Regions from separate parts of the Homo sapiens genome. Here region 2 is linked to region 1. A link is a loop called in an ENCODE intact Hi-C map of the cell type or tissue named here. Cell type or tissue: adrenal gland. All regions are shown on one strand. Links, peaks and the distances in the headings refer to the core of each region. The heading gives the core; the rest is flanking DNA.

The links. Peaks named below come from ENCODE experiments on the same cell type or tissue, not always from the same donor. Only the 100,000 strongest peaks of a DNase experiment are listed, where the experiment ranks them.
Region 2: it touches region 1 in a loop (2.9-fold over the local background); 1 of 110 quality-filtered maps calls a loop at or near these places.

What each region holds. Positions count from the first base shown.
Region 1 is chr11:113,041,771-113,049,902 of GRCh38, reverse strand. All of the region lies in intron 1 of NCAM1 (neural cell adhesion molecule 1), which reads right to left. Among named protein-coding and RNA genes, the nearest start is that of NCAM1-AS2, 82 kb to the right of the region's middle. In adrenal gland, for the core only: no CTCF peak of the experiment used is centred there; no DNase peak of the experiment used is centred there.
Region 2 is chr11:113,263,112-113,271,243 of GRCh38, reverse strand. It overlaps NCAM1 (neural cell adhesion molecule 1), which reads right to left. Exons shown (of 20, transcript NM_181351.5): 18 at 849-1,056. NCAM1-AS1 (NCAM1 antisense RNA 1) reads left to right here. Exons shown (of 3, transcript NR_034101.1): 2 at 723-1,040; 3 at 1,596-1,712. Among named protein-coding and RNA genes, the nearest start is that of NCAM1-AS1, 6.7 kb to the left of the region's middle. In adrenal gland, for the core only: no CTCF peak of the experiment used is centred there; a DNase peak (open chromatin) is centred at 3,683.

The sequences.
Region 1 (8,132 bases), core at 2,516-6,515:
TAACTCAATCAAGCTTTCTCTCACACCTGCTTCAGCCATGCCACCTGAATGGCCCTCAAGCACGCTTTGTCAATAGGACAGACACACAGCTGTTTAGTTTTATGGGAAATGATTGTAACTGTTCTAGCTCAGGGGAGTGTAGAGAAAGGAGAACATTGGCACAAGGTTGGGGGGCCTTCTGTTAGAGCCCCTGCTATTTTTCTGTTCTGCCTTTAGCAGAGTTTTAACGCAAAGACCTACACTTTTTGTGGCAGGGCAGCCCTAGGAAACTCAAGCTGAAACTAAGTTCACCTTCAGCACTTTCAGCTCTTCTGTTCCCTTCCCTGGGAGCCCTCCAAAGAGTATCTGGGAAAAGAATCATCACCCTGGCTCAAATAATGGAAGCAGAAGTAGAAAGCAGGCATTCCTGGGAGATATAGTTAATTATTATTAACTCATTACATGTGCAAAACACTCTGCAAGATAGCTGATGACACATTACATAGGCTAATTTCTGGCCTTGATCCATGAGTTTCAAAGGCATTTCTAAATAAAGGGAAATAAAATTTCAGAGAAGAAATTACCTAAGATCAGGATGAATCAGGCCCGGGATGAATCACAGCTTGGAGTGAAGGCCAGGGAGTTGATCATAGAATCATTTTTTTTTCATTGAAGTGAAATTCACATAACATAAAACTAGCCATTTTAAAGTGTACAGTTCAGTGCCATTTAGTGCATTCAGTGCCATTTAGTAGTGCCATCACCACCTCTATCAAGTTCCAAGACATTTGCATCACTCCAAAAGAAAACCCTGTACCCATGAAGCTGTCACACCCAGATCACAGAATCTTGAGCTCAAAAGCAGGTCTGACAGTGAGATCTGTTCACAAAAGGTCTAAGCTGACTCTAATCCCAGGGCAGGAACTGTAGGGGTCTGGTTCATCACTGCACCCTTAGCCCGTAGAACAATACTCAGCTCACAAGAGCACCCCAAGAAACACCCCTTCAAGGAATACTGAAGGATTGTAAACCAAGCAGAGTACCAAGCAGCTGGAGTTGGTACTAAGCTAGTAAACTACTATCCCTTTCCCTCAGACATACCTAAGTGATAGAAGCTTTACATTATCTCATTTGATTCTCCATGGGGACACCTGAAGCTTAGAGAAGCACCTTGTCTGAGATCACTGAGCTGGTATGTGTCAAAGCCAGGGCTGGGGGCAGGCAGGATAACCCAAAGTCCATACTCCTTAACACTAGACCATGGATGCCTTACAGATGAGAAAAATTAAAGTCCAAAGCACAGTCCTTTACTCATTTTGCAAAAGCAGGGAGAACCAAGGGAATCAGAGAAACTGTAGGCCTCGCAAGATGGATGGATCATCAGGATGGGTAGTAAAGCTACCAACAAAATGTGAGCTGACATCCGTGTCCACAAGGGAAGTCCTTGCTCTTCAGTAATTCAACCACAGGTAGCAGTTTATCTTCTGGTGATCTCTGCAAGTGTGCACGAATTCTACGGTGGACTAGAGGTGTTACTAGAAGGCAAACCTAATATAGCAAGTGATGCACAAAACCATTTCTGGAATATTGTAAAGAGTTAAAAATAACTTGCTAACCACCTAAATACCCATTGTTTTAACATTGTTTTAAAAGTTTTCAACGTTTCTGTCAAAAACAACATTCTTGGAACAGATAGCAATGCCAATCCAAATAGTCTATTTCCCTCCTCAATATTTTAAAGCTCTAAGTTTTGTCTCCTTTTCTCAGGAAAAAACAGGACAGCAATGTCAGAGTGTCTGATTATTTAAGTCTCAGCAGCAGTCACCATCACTGTTCTGATGCCCATTTCCAGACATGGAACCTGAAGCCCAGAGAGATTCATTGCAAGCAGAGGTGTTACTGCAGCAAGCTGGAGCCTTGGAAGACAGCAGCCATCAGGACCAGAATATGTGAGGATGATATGGTTTCACTATGTCCCCACTCAAATCTCATCTTCAATTGTAGCTACCATAATTCCCCAAGTGTTGTGGGAGGGACTCAGTGGGGGGTAATTTAATCATGGGGGCAGGTCTTTCCTGTGCTGTTTTCATGATAGTGAATACGTCTCACAAGATCTGATGGTTTTGTAAAGGGGAGTTCCCCTGCACTTCTCCTTGCTGCCACCATGTGAAGAAGGACCTGTTTGCTTCCCTTCCACCATGATAGTAAGCTTCCTGAGGCCTCCCCAGCCCTGGGGAACTGTGAGCCAATTAAACCTCTTTCCTTTCTAAATTACCCAGTCTTGGCTATGTCCTTATAGCAGCGTGAGAATAGACCAAAACAGAGGATTAAGATCAAGAAGACATGATGTTGACTTCAGGGACACCAGGAACAGTGCAGAACCCTGTTACCCCAGAGCAGGTGGGACAGGGAAATTGTTCTGAGACTATACGTACAACTTAATTTTTGCCTCCAACCCGGTATGGCCTGGGAAGTAGAGGCTTTATTTTCTGTTATTTGTTGGGTTGAGCCTAAGACTTTATTAATATTTCAAATATTTTTACAGTATTGCTTATAATCAAGTTATTTTTAAAATATTTTAAGTGTGATTTTATTTTATTTTTATTTTAAGTGTGATATTACTTTTCATCATGATTTTATTACATGGAGGATGAGAATTTCCTCAAGTCAATAAATACTTAGTTAAATAAATATTGGAATCTAATGGGAAAATAGGATTTACTTTGCTCATCTGTTATTATTCAGAAAAAAATGTGGCACAATAAAAAAGTTAGCTCCTGTATTACCAGCCTTACGGGTACACATGCATTCCAGTAAAAATACCAGTAGTATCAAGCCACAAATCTCCTGAGTGCCTACGTTGCTGTTCCCATCAGCAAATGTTGTTTACATGAAAGCCTAACACATACAAAGCTTAAAGCATGAACTTTAACAGCCAGTGTATTTCCACATCTATGAACTGCCATTTATTTAGCTGTTTATCCATTGATCTAACCATCTATCTATCTATCATCTTTCTTCCTTTCTTCCTTTCTTCCTTTCCCTTCCTTCCTTCCTTTCTTTCTTCTGTCTGTCCATCTATGTCCTTTCTTTCTTTCTTTTTCTTTCTCTCTCTCTCTCTTTTCTTTCTTCTTTCTCTTTCATCTATTATTCTATCATCTTTCTTTCATCCATTTATCTTTCTGTCCATCTTTCTATCTTCCTTTCTTTCTTCCTGTTCATCTGTCTTTCTGTCTGTTCATCCATCTCGCTATCCATCTAGCTATCGTTGTGTTTATTCATCCATTCATTCATCTATCTTTCACCTGTCTATCATCTGCAATGTTGCTAACATCAAAACATTTATGGTTGTGGACAGGATATCTTCCATGCCAGGTACCTTTGGCCCTCCTGTTGAAAAGAGTCAACTCCTATTTATCTATGGCTGTAAAAGTAATGTTTCAATTTAAGGTAACTGAGAGTTGTCTGTAAACATAAAGGGGAAGTTATGGATTCTGTGTGCCTTAGGCCAGTGCTGTTTTGGGATGGGGAGGCGGTAATTATAGAATTATAGTTAAGAGTTCAAGCTCTGACATTGGACTGCCTGTGTTCAAAGCCCACCCTCCTCTCTTACGAGCTCTGTGCTTTTAAGTCAGTTGCCTGACCTCTCTGCTTTTCCGTTTGTTTCACTGTGAAACAAGGTGATATTAATGCCAACTTCTGAGACTGGATCCAGGGAATTAAATAAGTAAGAAACCTACTGGACACTCAATAATGTTATGACTCTGCCTTCTACAGAGTATTTTAATCTGTTTTTTTCACAGCAATCAAATTAGTGTAGGCTAATGGGCACTCCTGTGACAAATAATTATCAAACTGTGCTGTCTCTCCCATGTTATTTTCCCCAAATGCTGTTAAAGGGAACAGAGTAAGTCTTTAGAAACATACCACAATTCATCTTTTTCTCATCATTTACCTATAGCTTTGTGGCTCTATTCATCTCACCTCAGAGCTTTAAATGACAAAATTTCTAACATTTCCAAAGCTGATCAGCAGATAATGTAACACAGTTAGAAAGCCAATTTAAGAAAAAAAAAAAACTCTTTTATCCAAAGAAAAATTTCCTTGAGTTGAGCCACTTCACTCACCTCAAAGAGAAAAGCCTATTTCTATAACATGCTGGCCTATTTTAGAAGACAGGTTGAAATAAAATAAAGGAATTTATCCATTCTGAATCCATCATCAGGGGAAAAGCAGAAATATTATCTCTCTCATGTAAATTCATTTGCGATATATTATCGTATCAGGAAGTATAAATAATGCATAATGGCATTTAAGAACCTCAGATTAATGCTCCAGTGTGTTCTGTGTGTTCTATTGCTTTACATTTTGTAGTCACGGCGTGCGTGATCCCACGGCAAGCTCGCGAATGTGGTTCCCAGAGGGCTGTTTTAGGGAGTAAAGTGGGAAGGGAATTGCCTCTCCCAGGGCGCCAAGATGTCTGAGTGCATTTCCTTCCTTTACCACGATTACTCTCTTAGTGGGTGCTCCCTCACCTGCCGAGCTGCCGAAGCCTGACTGTGACCCGCTGAGAAGTTCTCACCGCCCAGCCGTGACTCATCCATCCCCTGAAAACGGCCATCCTCTCTCTCTTCTCAGGAAGGCCATGACGGTGGAGGGAGTCCACCAGTGCTGGTTTTCTTACTGACAGGGGAAACAAACCCAGCAAGTTTGTCCTGGGAGAATGTTTATAGCATAAACCAATTGTCATCTTCCTCGCTTGTAAACACTTGTATCTTTATTTCGTATGTGTTTAACGAATACACTAAAACTGGGGATGTTTTCGCTCAAATATCTGCCATCCTTCCATGCCTTAGAAATAAAAGCGAAGGGCCGGGCGCAGTGGCTCACGCCTGTAATCCCAGCACTTTGGGAGGCCGAGGCGGGCGGATCACGAGGTCAGAAGATCAAGACCATCCTTGCTAACACGGTGAAACCCCGTCTCTACTCAAATATACAAAAAATTAGCCAGGCGTCGTGGCGGGTGCCTGTAGTCCCAGCTACTCGGGAGGCTGAGGCAGGAGAATGGCGTGAACCTGCGAGGCAGAGCTTTCAGCGAGCCGAGATCGCGCCACTGCACTCCAGCTTGGGCGACAGAGCGAGACTCCGTCTCAAAAAACAGAAATAAAAGTAAAAAAAGCTCACAAGCTGGCATTTCATTGCTAGGGTCTACAAATCATGGTTTTGTTTGTGTTTTTTGAGACAGAGGTCTCACTCTGTCGCCCAGGCTGGAGTGCAGTGACGCGATCGTGGCTCATTGCAACCTCCGCCTCCCAGATTCAAGTGATTCTCCTACGTCAGCCTCCCAAGTACCTGGGATTACAGGCCTGCACCACCATGCCCAGAAAATTTTTGTATTTTTAGTAGAGATGGGTTTTTGCCATGTTGGCCAGGCTGGTCTCGAACTCTTGACCTCAAGTGATCGGCCCGCCTCAGCCTCCCAAAGTGCTGGGATTGCAGGCATGAGCCACCACACCCAGCCTACAAATCATGTTTTACAGCATGTATGTGTGTATGTGTGTGTGTGTGTCACACACAGAAGGAATTAGCAAAGTGCAGCAAAATGAAACAAATAACTAAAACTAATTACTTTCTTATCCTCCCTCAAAAGTCAAATGAAGGTTACTAGATCCATCCTGGTATGCTGCCATGCCCAGAAGAAGTTATGGGTCCAAAGTTGTTCAGACAATAGCCTGATATGGAAAGGCATGAGAAAGAACAGGTGAACAGGAAGGAACCAGGCAGAGTATCCTCCTTGCCTGGGGAGAAACGATTCAAACTTGGTAGACCTCTCATTGACCCAGCAAAGTTTTATTTCCTTTAGTTAAACAGATGTTATTGACATTGATCAAATATTACCGAGGCTAAATATTATAATGAAAACATCACTAAAAATAGTGAGCCTGAATAAATCTGCTGTGTAATCGAAAAAAAAAAAAAGGAAACTACTCAAAAACATCTAGGCACATTTACATTCCAACAAACACTTGCAGAGCACCTGCAGAGCACATGACACAATGCTAGGTGGAGCATGGCCCTGGAGGCTGTGTCAGGCGGGGGCCCTGCAGGTTGGGGAGGGAGATATGACTGGGGCGTAAGGAGATGTACTACAAGCTGGAAAGCTGGACATGCTCACGGCAATGAGGAGACTCTGAGGAGGGAATGCTTGTTACCAGCTGGAGAGAGAACAGAAGACTTCTTAAAAGTGATGGCATTCCAAATCCACCTTTGATTAAAAGTAGGATTTCAGGCCAGGCACTGTGGCTCATGCCTGTAATCCCAGCAGTTTGAGAGGCCGAGACGGGCAGATCACCTAGGTCAGGAGTTCGAGACCAGCCTGGCCAACATGGTGAAACCCTGTCTCTACTAAAAATACAAAAATTAGCTGGGCGTGGTGGCACATGCCTGTAAATCCAGCTACTCAGGAGGCTGGGGCAGGAGAATCGCTTGAATGGGCAGGTGGAGTTTACAGTGACCCAGGATCATGCCATTGCACTCCAGCCTGGGCAACAAGAGTGAAACTCTGTCTCAAAAAATAAATAAATAAATAAATAAAAAGGTAGGATTTCAATAGGGACACAGGAGAGGGGACAGACAATGTGTCAGCAGGATGAGTGGTCTGTATTGATGACCACACAGGCATATCACACCTCTATTTGAAATCCTTCATGGCACCCACAGGATGAAGTTCTAAAACCTGATACAGCCCCCCTCCCTGATCTGTCCCCAGTGCCCCCTCGCCAGCCTCATCTCCTATGGCCCCCATTTACCACCCTGGGGAGGAACTACCTGCAGTTCTGTCTTTCCCACTCTATTTCCACTGGTGGGAAATAAAGTCAAAAAGAAGGTTGGTCTAGATCACAGAAAGTTTTAAATGGCAAAATAAGAATTTGAGAATACAAATGATGAGGAAGAAGAGAAGGAGGAAAATTAGTATTGACTGAGTACTTACTATGTGTCAGGCACTAATCTAAGTAGTGATGAAAAGTCAAGGACACTTTCTGGAGCAGGAGAGGGATGGGATGAGAGCTTTATGAAGATGAATCTAACAGCAACGGGTGAAGGGGCGAGCGGGGAATCTGGCAGTGACCCTGCAAAGGCCACACTGGTTATGGAGAAGGGAATGGAAAAGTCAGGGCTGAGGCAGATCTAAGCCTTCGCAAATGACAGCTGGGACAGGTGAGGAAAAGACCAAGGGAATGACCATGGCCCTAACAGGAGGAAGGAAGGTGATGGATGTGTCTGGGGTATATTCCATGCAAAGCACTCCCAGGCAGGCACTGGAAGTGTGGGCTGCAGTGCAGATGAGAGAGAAGAGTTAGGGGTGGCTCAGGAGTCAATGAGGACAGGAGGAAAGATCACAAGGAGGGCTTTCAAGAACACCTGCATTCGGGGACTGGGAACAAGTGAAGAAGCCCAAGAAGAACAAAAGTAAGGTGAAGTCAGAAAGGGAGAAGGCAAACCAGAGGAGAACAGGGAAGGAGGCCAAAGGGCAGAGGGAGGAAGATGCTGCAGAGGCCTGAGGCCGAGGTTGAGAAGGCGCCACTGAATTCGGTGTCTGGGAGGACATGGCTAGTGGAAAGGCTGCGGCAGGGGCAGGGAGTCAGGAGTGGAAGGAAAAGGAGGTGATAACATCTCTTCAGACAAGTGGTGAGGAAAGGAAGGACAAAGGAGCAAGGGGAGGGGATATTCTCTGTCCCTCTCAGGCACAAGGAAGCCCTGTGATGTCTGCAGGCTGGACTCTGGGCTCAGGGATCTGCTGGAGAAGAAAAAACATCAAATGCCACAGGGCGAGACTTAACTGATGAAATAGGTACCAGAGGAAGTCAGAGGAGGGAGGCGGGAGTGACAAGGGCAAAGTTCAGCTTCTGAAAGATGGATTATTTTTTTCCATGAAATTAGAAAGAAAGAGAAAGCGAATTAAGAGAAAGAAGGTCTTTTAGAGAGAGAAGAGAAAAGCTGAGGGGACTCTTTTCAGAGCACTGTTTCTTCCTCGTAATGTGTAACAGCCACAGAGGGACAGAGGGACAGGTAAAGGGGTAAAGTGTTTCTGGGGAAGAGTGGGGAGGATTCTATCAGTGGTCACTGTGTCACCCATGGGAGGAGCAGTGGAA
Region 2 (8,132 bases), core at 2,001-6,000, 220 kb before region 1:
AGCATGCCACCACGCCTGGCTAATTTTTGTATTTTTAGTAGAGGCGGGGCTTCGCCATGTTAGCCAGGCTGGTCTCCAACTCCTGACCTCAAATGATCCATCCATCTCGGCCTCCCAAAGTGCTGGGATTACAGGCGTGAGTCACCCCTATACATACATTTCTAAGTACATGCACATACATGTATATGCATATACAGTGCCTGGCATGTGGTGGTGCTAAACAACTTATTTCCTTGCTCAGTCCCTTTCTGGCTTGCTCCAGCTCTGCTCCACCCAGTGACAGTCTTCGAAGGCTCTTGCTAACTGGCTTAGGATCTGTTTCTCCAAGATGCTGTTGGAGGGACAGTATCTGGATCATCAGCTCCATAAGGACAAGAATTTCTATCTGTTTGTTCCCTGTTGTACCTATGTGCCTGGGAACAGTGCCTTGCCTGCAGCAGCTGCTTGATAAATATTTGTTGAGTGATGGATGAATGAATGAATAAACAATGTACGAAAGCAAGGTAAGTGTGTCCCTCTAATGCTGCCCTACCCCATGGCAGCTCCTCCCCAGGTTTAGTTCTGACAATTTCCCTCATTTTGACCTACACAGGGATTTTCACACTCTGGGGAGATTCTAATACAAGAGATCTGGGATTGGGCTCAAGAGTCTACATTTCAAACAGGTAACCCCCAAAGACCATGCTTTGAGAAACTTTTCTCTAATGTTTTTCCCCCATCAGGGTTCCAAATGGAGAACGTGCAATGAAAGGAAAGGCACCAGCTGATGGCGCAGGGTGGTGCAGCTGCTGGGTCCCTGGGCTGGAGCAGAGCCCAAACCTCAGCAAGGTGGACAGGTCTGCACTCACGAGAAGGCGGCCTTGCCCTCCTCCATGTCCTTGCCCTTGGCCCCGGGCCCGGCTTTTCCACACAGGTTGACCGCAATGCACATGAACAGGCCACACTTGTTCAGGAAGTAGCAGGTGATGTCCACAACCACCAGGAGCAGGACGAAGATGACGATGAGGATGCCCACGATGGCCCCGGTGCTCAGGCCTGAGGTGGGGCTGCCGTTGGCTTGAGTGGGAGAGAGATGGCTGGTGGTTAACAGACTGAGATGCGAGACCTCCAGACCCTGCCAGCAAAAGCCCCTGCGGGTGGGGAGGGCCCAGAGGACAGAGTCATGGCATTCATGCCCAGAGTGACACCTTCCTGGGGACCTTCTATGCCCCAGAATTGAGAAAACAGGGTCTTTCTATACCTTCCAGAGGGAGGGATGACAACATCATCTCACAGATTGGGGAACAGGGGTGAGCCTGGTCAGCTGGCCTCCCGTGAGTCCTGGGAGCAGACTGAGCCCCGCCTGTCTGAGAACACCGGATAATGAGGCAGTTGGAGGGCGCTGCTGTGTTTCCCCTGGACCAGGGCAAAAGGCTTTGCAGCACAGGCAGGCAGTGATCACTGATTTCAGGCGGGGCTGTGGCTCCTCAAGTGCTCAGGGATAGGGGCCCAAAATGGGGTGGTGGAGGGTTCCTGGGGCTTTCTTGGGGCTTGTTGGGTTGTCCATCACAATAGCATCCCCATTATACTTCTCCACTTCCTCTTTCCCTCTTTAGGAATGACCCCAAAGGAGCCCTGCATTAGAGCACACTGGGTTCATAGTTTACCCTCCTCACTGCACCCCAGGAAGACAAGTGAAGCCTGGGTGACTCCAGAGACATGGAGGCCTCCCCAGGCCATGGGCAAGGTGAAAGGTCTGGGAATACTCACCATCTAGGAGCTCAGGCCTGCTTGGACCAGACTTCAGGAAAACCTGAAGTGAGTGCAGACTCACTCAGAGGTGCACACACACACAGGCACACTCACACGCAGGATAAATGCCCATGCAGACAGGCATGCACTCTCACATTCTAGCACCTGGCACCCTGGTTCTGGCTGGACTCACTGTGAAAGACTCAGCCTGTGTCTTACTTCCCTGGTGCCCATCTGCAATCCCCCCAGGGTCTTTGGCTATTGATGGTTTCACAGAGAGACCTGGACTCAGCTCTCTGGGGCCCCTGGGAGATCAACCCATGGTTACGATTGACACTAGTTGCCTGGGATGGACCAATTGACCTCTTGGTGGTTCCCATCAGTGTCTGGGAGACAGTGGTCATGATGCAGGAAGCAAGGACCCATGTGGAGCTCTGCCATTAAGTCGATGTGGGAACAATCACCCTCGACTGAAATATGGGCACTTCTAATTCATCTTTCCTCCAGAACAACCTGCTTCCATAACTGGCAGCCCTGCCCCACCAGTAGACTATGTCTAAAGCTTCCTGTGCTCTCAGGGCCAACTGAAGCCACCCAGGACTGCAGACTGAAGATGGGAACTGTAGCCAGCACTACCTGGGGCTCACCCCACCAGCCACCCCACTCCCAACCCAGCTCGCTAGGCTTTGCCAAGCACCAGGCCAGGCTCAGCAGCTTGCGAGCCATGTAACATGCCAGATAGATAGTGGAGGGAACATGTAACTGAGTAACCAGCACCAGAGCTGGGCCACACATTTTTTGTTTTTCATGCAGCCTGTATTTGCGGGAGGGTGGTGGTATTGATGGCTCTGTGTGCCCCAGGGGTCTCTGTCCAGGCACTCTAGTGCTTCTCTGGTGGCTGTCCCTCTCCACTGGTCCATATTTCAAACTTCAGTTTGGGGAATGGGCCATCAGCCTAGCATGCCAGAGAGGATCCCTCACAAATGACTCCTGAGACCCCTGGGTGCAGCTCGTACATGTTTTTAGTCCCTTTGGGACCTTGGCTTGCCTCCCAGCCCTTCCTCCTCAGGCTCTCTGGCTGGTCCCTGCTGACCTCGCACTGAAGATCCTAGCGCATTCCCCCAGGAAGGCTTGAGATGGCGAAGAACTCTGCTTGGAGAACCCAGCTCTGGACACCTGTCTCTGGGCTTTGGCAGCAGGAAGCTGGCCACTGGCCTTAGCCGTCAGCTAGAATGGGTCATTTTCTTAGCAGCCATGAATGCAGAGGTATTTCTGGTTAGTCTCATAAGAACAAAACCATCCACTTCCCCAGAGTCCTCACACATTCCACCCAAAAAGCAAAGGAGACACAGGCCTTCTTGGTCTTCAGGATCCCATAGCTGTTTCCCTGAACAGGGAAGAAACTTTAGCCTTGGGTTTTCTCTCCATTCCATGACACAGGGCTCCAGGCCACTGCAGCTTCCGGACATCAGTACCCGATAGGTGTAAAGTGCCTACTCCCTGAAGAAAGATCTGAAAGTATTTTTTTGATGACAGTGGGGAATATGTCTGGATTTTTGGACTCAATGGCACTAATTATATCTTCTGAGGTTTATGTGTAAATATGATTTTGTGAAACTAATCATATCTCTAAAGAGGAAAAATAAACTCCTGCAAAGCTGCTCTATGTGCTTGAGAGGACAGCAGCTGGGACAACTGCTCTGTGCTCATCAGACCCAGCTGGAGGGCGGCACTGGCACTGCGCACATCCAGGGGAGGGCCAGGCAGGGAAAAGGCTTCTGAACTGTGGCATAAACAAGTAGGGCAGCGGCCTCCCCTTTCATTTGAATATAAAATTCAAAGTCTTTCTCCCGGCCTAAAAGGCCCACCATCTGCTGCAGACTCTGCCCACTCCTCTGTTGGGCCTCATGGCGTGAACCGGCAGCCTCCCTTCTGCCTGCTGAACACATCCAGCTCAACCCGCTTTAGGGCCTTGATGATTCTGTGCCTGGAACACTCCCTCCAGGGTGGCTCTCTGTTGTCCTGCAGGCCTCAGTCCCAGTGTCACCTTCTCAGAGAAGCCTTATCTGATCTCTTATCTAGTGTGGCACCTCCAGCCAATACCTACCATGCTGCTAGCCTGTTTTATTCTCTTCTAACTACTATCTGCCACTTTCTGTTCATTTACATGCTTATGATCTAGCCATCCCCCCTAGGACATCCCAGCAGGTACCCTGCCTGTCTCTCTTGTATCTCCCCAGCATCTAGGACAATCCTGATTCACAGAAAATGTTCAAAGAATACTTGTTGCACAAATGGATGAGTGTTTAGTCTGGAGACGAGAATACTATTTCCAAATATTTAAAGGTGTTATAACCAGAAGGAAGAAGTAGTCTTACTGTATATGGCACCAATGTGTGGAAATTATGGTGGTGGCAGATTTTAGCTCCATCTGAGAAAGGACTAATAAACAGGGCGAATCCAACATAGTGTGGGCTGCTCTGAGAGGTGAGTTCCTTGATGCTGAAGGCACTCGAGCAGAGGCCAGAAGACCCCTTGGCAGGGACGCTGTAAGGCTGTGGATGAGGCTCCCACACTGGGCAGGAGCATGGGTGGAGAGTGTCTCTTCAACCACAAGAGCCTGTCATTCCAAGTCATACATTCTACACTGCCTGGCACACGGTACAGGTTCCCTAATGCCAGTCTCCAGAGTGTGGACTGAGAAAGACTTTTTCCTGGAAGACCAAAATGCTCGGTAGGTCCCATATTTAATCACTGATCCTTGTGATTTTATTTTTGCATGACAAATACCTTTAAACTCAATATATCTCCACCTGTAGCAAATTCCTAGGGTGTTTGTTAACAATTCAGAATCTGGGGCTCCCCACTTTTATGGGATCTGAATCACTGGGTATGAGGCTCAGGAAACAGGAGTTGAACAAGCAGCCCAGGTGATTCTTATGAGGACCACGCTCCTAGGTCTTCCCTCCCCTGCATTACAAAGAGGAGCACGTGATCCCATGATTTGCCACCCCAGGGTGCACTGTGCTGTCTCACCCAGTGACCCTGAAAACAAACTTGACCTAAGGTATTGAGTGGATCAAGAGAAAACAAAGAGTATGCCCCAAAGGAAAAGCGACCATACTGTATGCCAACACTGAGTCTAAACTCCTCAAGCAGGTGAGATGCTCTTTAAGCTAGGAAGAGAATGTTTGTGGCTTTTACAAAAAAGAGGCTGTGAAGAAGGGACAGGCTGTGAAATGGGCAGCAGGGTATTGAAGGCGAAAGCCAACACCCATTCCCTCTCAGTGGCTATCACAGAATTGTTTAGTCCAAGATAACTAGAAGAACAAAGGCCATCTCCTGCCTCTTGTGTAATATTTCATAAAAGGAAAAATATAAACCTCCATGGGTCTGTCTTTGCTATGGTCTTCCCTCAGCCCTCCCTTGACTAACTCACCTGTGCACCTTGGATGCAAAGAAGGCTTCTGGGGAAGAGTTTCCCCATAACCTCGAGGTCAGAGCTGCCCAGGACAGGGAGATTATGAAGGTGGAGCTGTCCATCTTCTGTGATTCCTGGCTTGGGAGGGGTTGGCACTAAAGAGGGAACTGGCTTGCTCCAAGAATGAGACCCACAGATGCCTATTTTTGTATGCCTTAATATAGGAACATGGGTCTCACATTTTATAAATATCCAGATGGGCCTGAGTCCTTGTGCCATGAGACCCTGGTGCAGCAGAAATGCCCTTTTCACCCCCAAGACTCCCAGAAGATGGTCAGACTCTTGGAACTGTTGAGCTGGGGTTCTGGTTCACTCATAAGCCCTTTACATGTCTGCTTGCTCCTTCGAATCAGCTAAACAGATGGCTGGTCTCAGGGGCTTGCAGGATGCGTCTGAGTTAAGTGTGATTATGAATAGAATACAGTTTGCAAAGAGAATCTTCTCTCAGATTCCCTCTCCACAAGCTCACTCTGTGCAGCCTCTGTTAGGGATAGTATAAAGGCTGCTGTGTCATCAGGTGACCTTGCCACAGAGTTGTGCATCTGTTGGCTCAGAGTGTGGCCCCATCCCCATAGTGACCACCTCCCCAGTTCTGCAAAGGCATTTTCCCCTCCCACTGCCTGCTGGGGACTCCAAGGCAGCAATGCCTCTTAACAGCTCTTAGGATGCCTGGGAAAAAGAGATTGCTCCCCGTTAGGAAGAAAAAGTATTTCATTCACCAGGCTACTATTTCTCTAGGTAATAGTCTATCCAGGTACATGAGAGGCGGAGGGAAAGGGTCTTTGCTGCTTTGTCAGACACAACTATTGAATAAAATCAAGCCACGCTGGTGAGTTCACATGAACTGTTATTTCCTTTAATAATGCAAAGGTGTAAACTTCATAAAGCCCTCACTGATTATCTACACAACAATGTTAGCATTCTTATTAGTAGAAAAACATGATCCAAACCTGCTGTATAAATAGTCCAAAAATGAGCAAAGGGGCCCCATGGTGTGTGGAGCATGGGCAGCACAACTACAGGGCACAGGGGAGTGGGGTGTGGCTGAGCAAGGTGGGGTGCACTCACTCCTGCAGGGTCTCTGAGGGCTGCTGTCTCCAGGACTCCTGGCGGGGCTGGGGCTGCAGCTGTCACCAGGAACTCAGTGTCCGTGGGGAGTGGGTATGCGCTAGTGCTGCCTCCTGAGGAGCGCACTGTTACAAGCCGTGGGTCTGTCTAAATGGGACCCTTGAGGACCCTGACATTGTTTCAGCTGAGGCCTGCCTGACCCTGGGATGTGTTGAGATGACAGGGCCACGTCAGTCCTCTCCACACTTAGGACGAGATCTCCAAAGGGTCCCTTCAGAAAGATGGACACTGCCCCTCTCCTGTGGGTGGTCCTGGGATCAGGGGGAGGCAGACTCCCAAGCTGGGCCCTCCTAGGATGAAGCCGTGTGACTTCTGCCCAAGGTGATCCTAAGAGCCAGTAGCTCTCCCACACTGACCTGGGATCCTTATGCTCTGCCCTGTGCCCAAAAACCATGCCTGCCTCCACTGCCCTGGTGTGAAGCGCCATCTGGGACTCCAGCGGGGAGAGTTTTGTGGCTGGGTTGAGAGGCACTACCCTGCCTGAGCTACTGTGCAGCATGGAGCCTCTGATGTCTGCACGTGAGCCTCTAAACTGAGCGCTGGGGATTAATGGCGAGCGCCAACATAGGTGGCTTTGCCCCTCAGACCACAGCATGGGATCATTTGGAATCCCAAAGGGAAAGGCTAGTCTTTGAACATTAAAAAATAATAACAACAGAAAAAAATACATAAAGAAACCAAAAAGAACAAAAATCAAGCTTCCATGGAGATGCTCAGAGATGAGATATGTAGAATGATATGTGACCACAATGGGGGGAGGGAGGGAGTTTTTATTCAGTAGAAGGTCCATCCCCAAGCACACACACTGATATTACCAAGCAGGATTCAGCCCTGAGTCTCCACAAGGGACCTTAACAAAACACACCCATTTCCTCTCCTGGGTGAACTCCCAAGCAGCAGGGAGGAGCAGCTGGATTTTCAGGAGAGTTTAGAAAATGTCACTGAACCAACGCACCAATACAGAGGCTGGGGCATTCAGGAAGCACTGACAGGTTGGCTCGGCCCCAATTTATTAACCCTCCTGGGCTGGGCAGTCTGGGAGTGGCCTGTCCCTCTCCTTCTCTACTGAGCACACACAGGCCAGGTAGGGGACTAATGCCTGGTTCACAGTGGATGCTTCCAACCTGTCCTGTAGACTGATGCTCAAAGCCATTCTGTGGGTCACTGCTGAACCACGGCCCCACTCTGTGCTGATCTGCGACATGCTGCCAGGCAGCAGGGGAGTCACCCCGATTGGGAGACAAACACCTTTCAAAGCTGACACTTGTTGGCACATCATGGCTTGGCCCCGTTCACAGAGACAGTGTAAGGTGCTGGCCGTAATACGAGGACTGAAAGCACATCCCAGAACGTTCATCAGCCCCAGAAAATATCCAACAAATTCAACTTTTTTTCCAGTGCATGGGCAACAGGGGTGACTTCAGTTGCCCATCATGTCAGCAAAACGCTCATGTGAATCAGTGCGGTCTGGCTCTTTTAACATGGGCACTTAAATGCTTAATTGCAAGCAAAGCCAATTATTATTGAAGGGAGGACAAGGAGCACAGAGTTAGAATGAGGGGAATGTGTGGTGATTTTAACAATCTGACACAAGCTTTAGAAGGTACTTAGAATTCTTCCTCTGCTACATCATATTTAGGTTTGAACCCAAAATGCAACAAGTAGCAGATATGCAGAAACTTCTCTGTAAATCTAGCATGATGGTTTTTAAAAATAGCATTTAAAGAAAGAGCTCTCAAATTCTTTTTACTGCCATTAAAAAGGGGGCAAACTCCTTATGAAGTGGCACAAA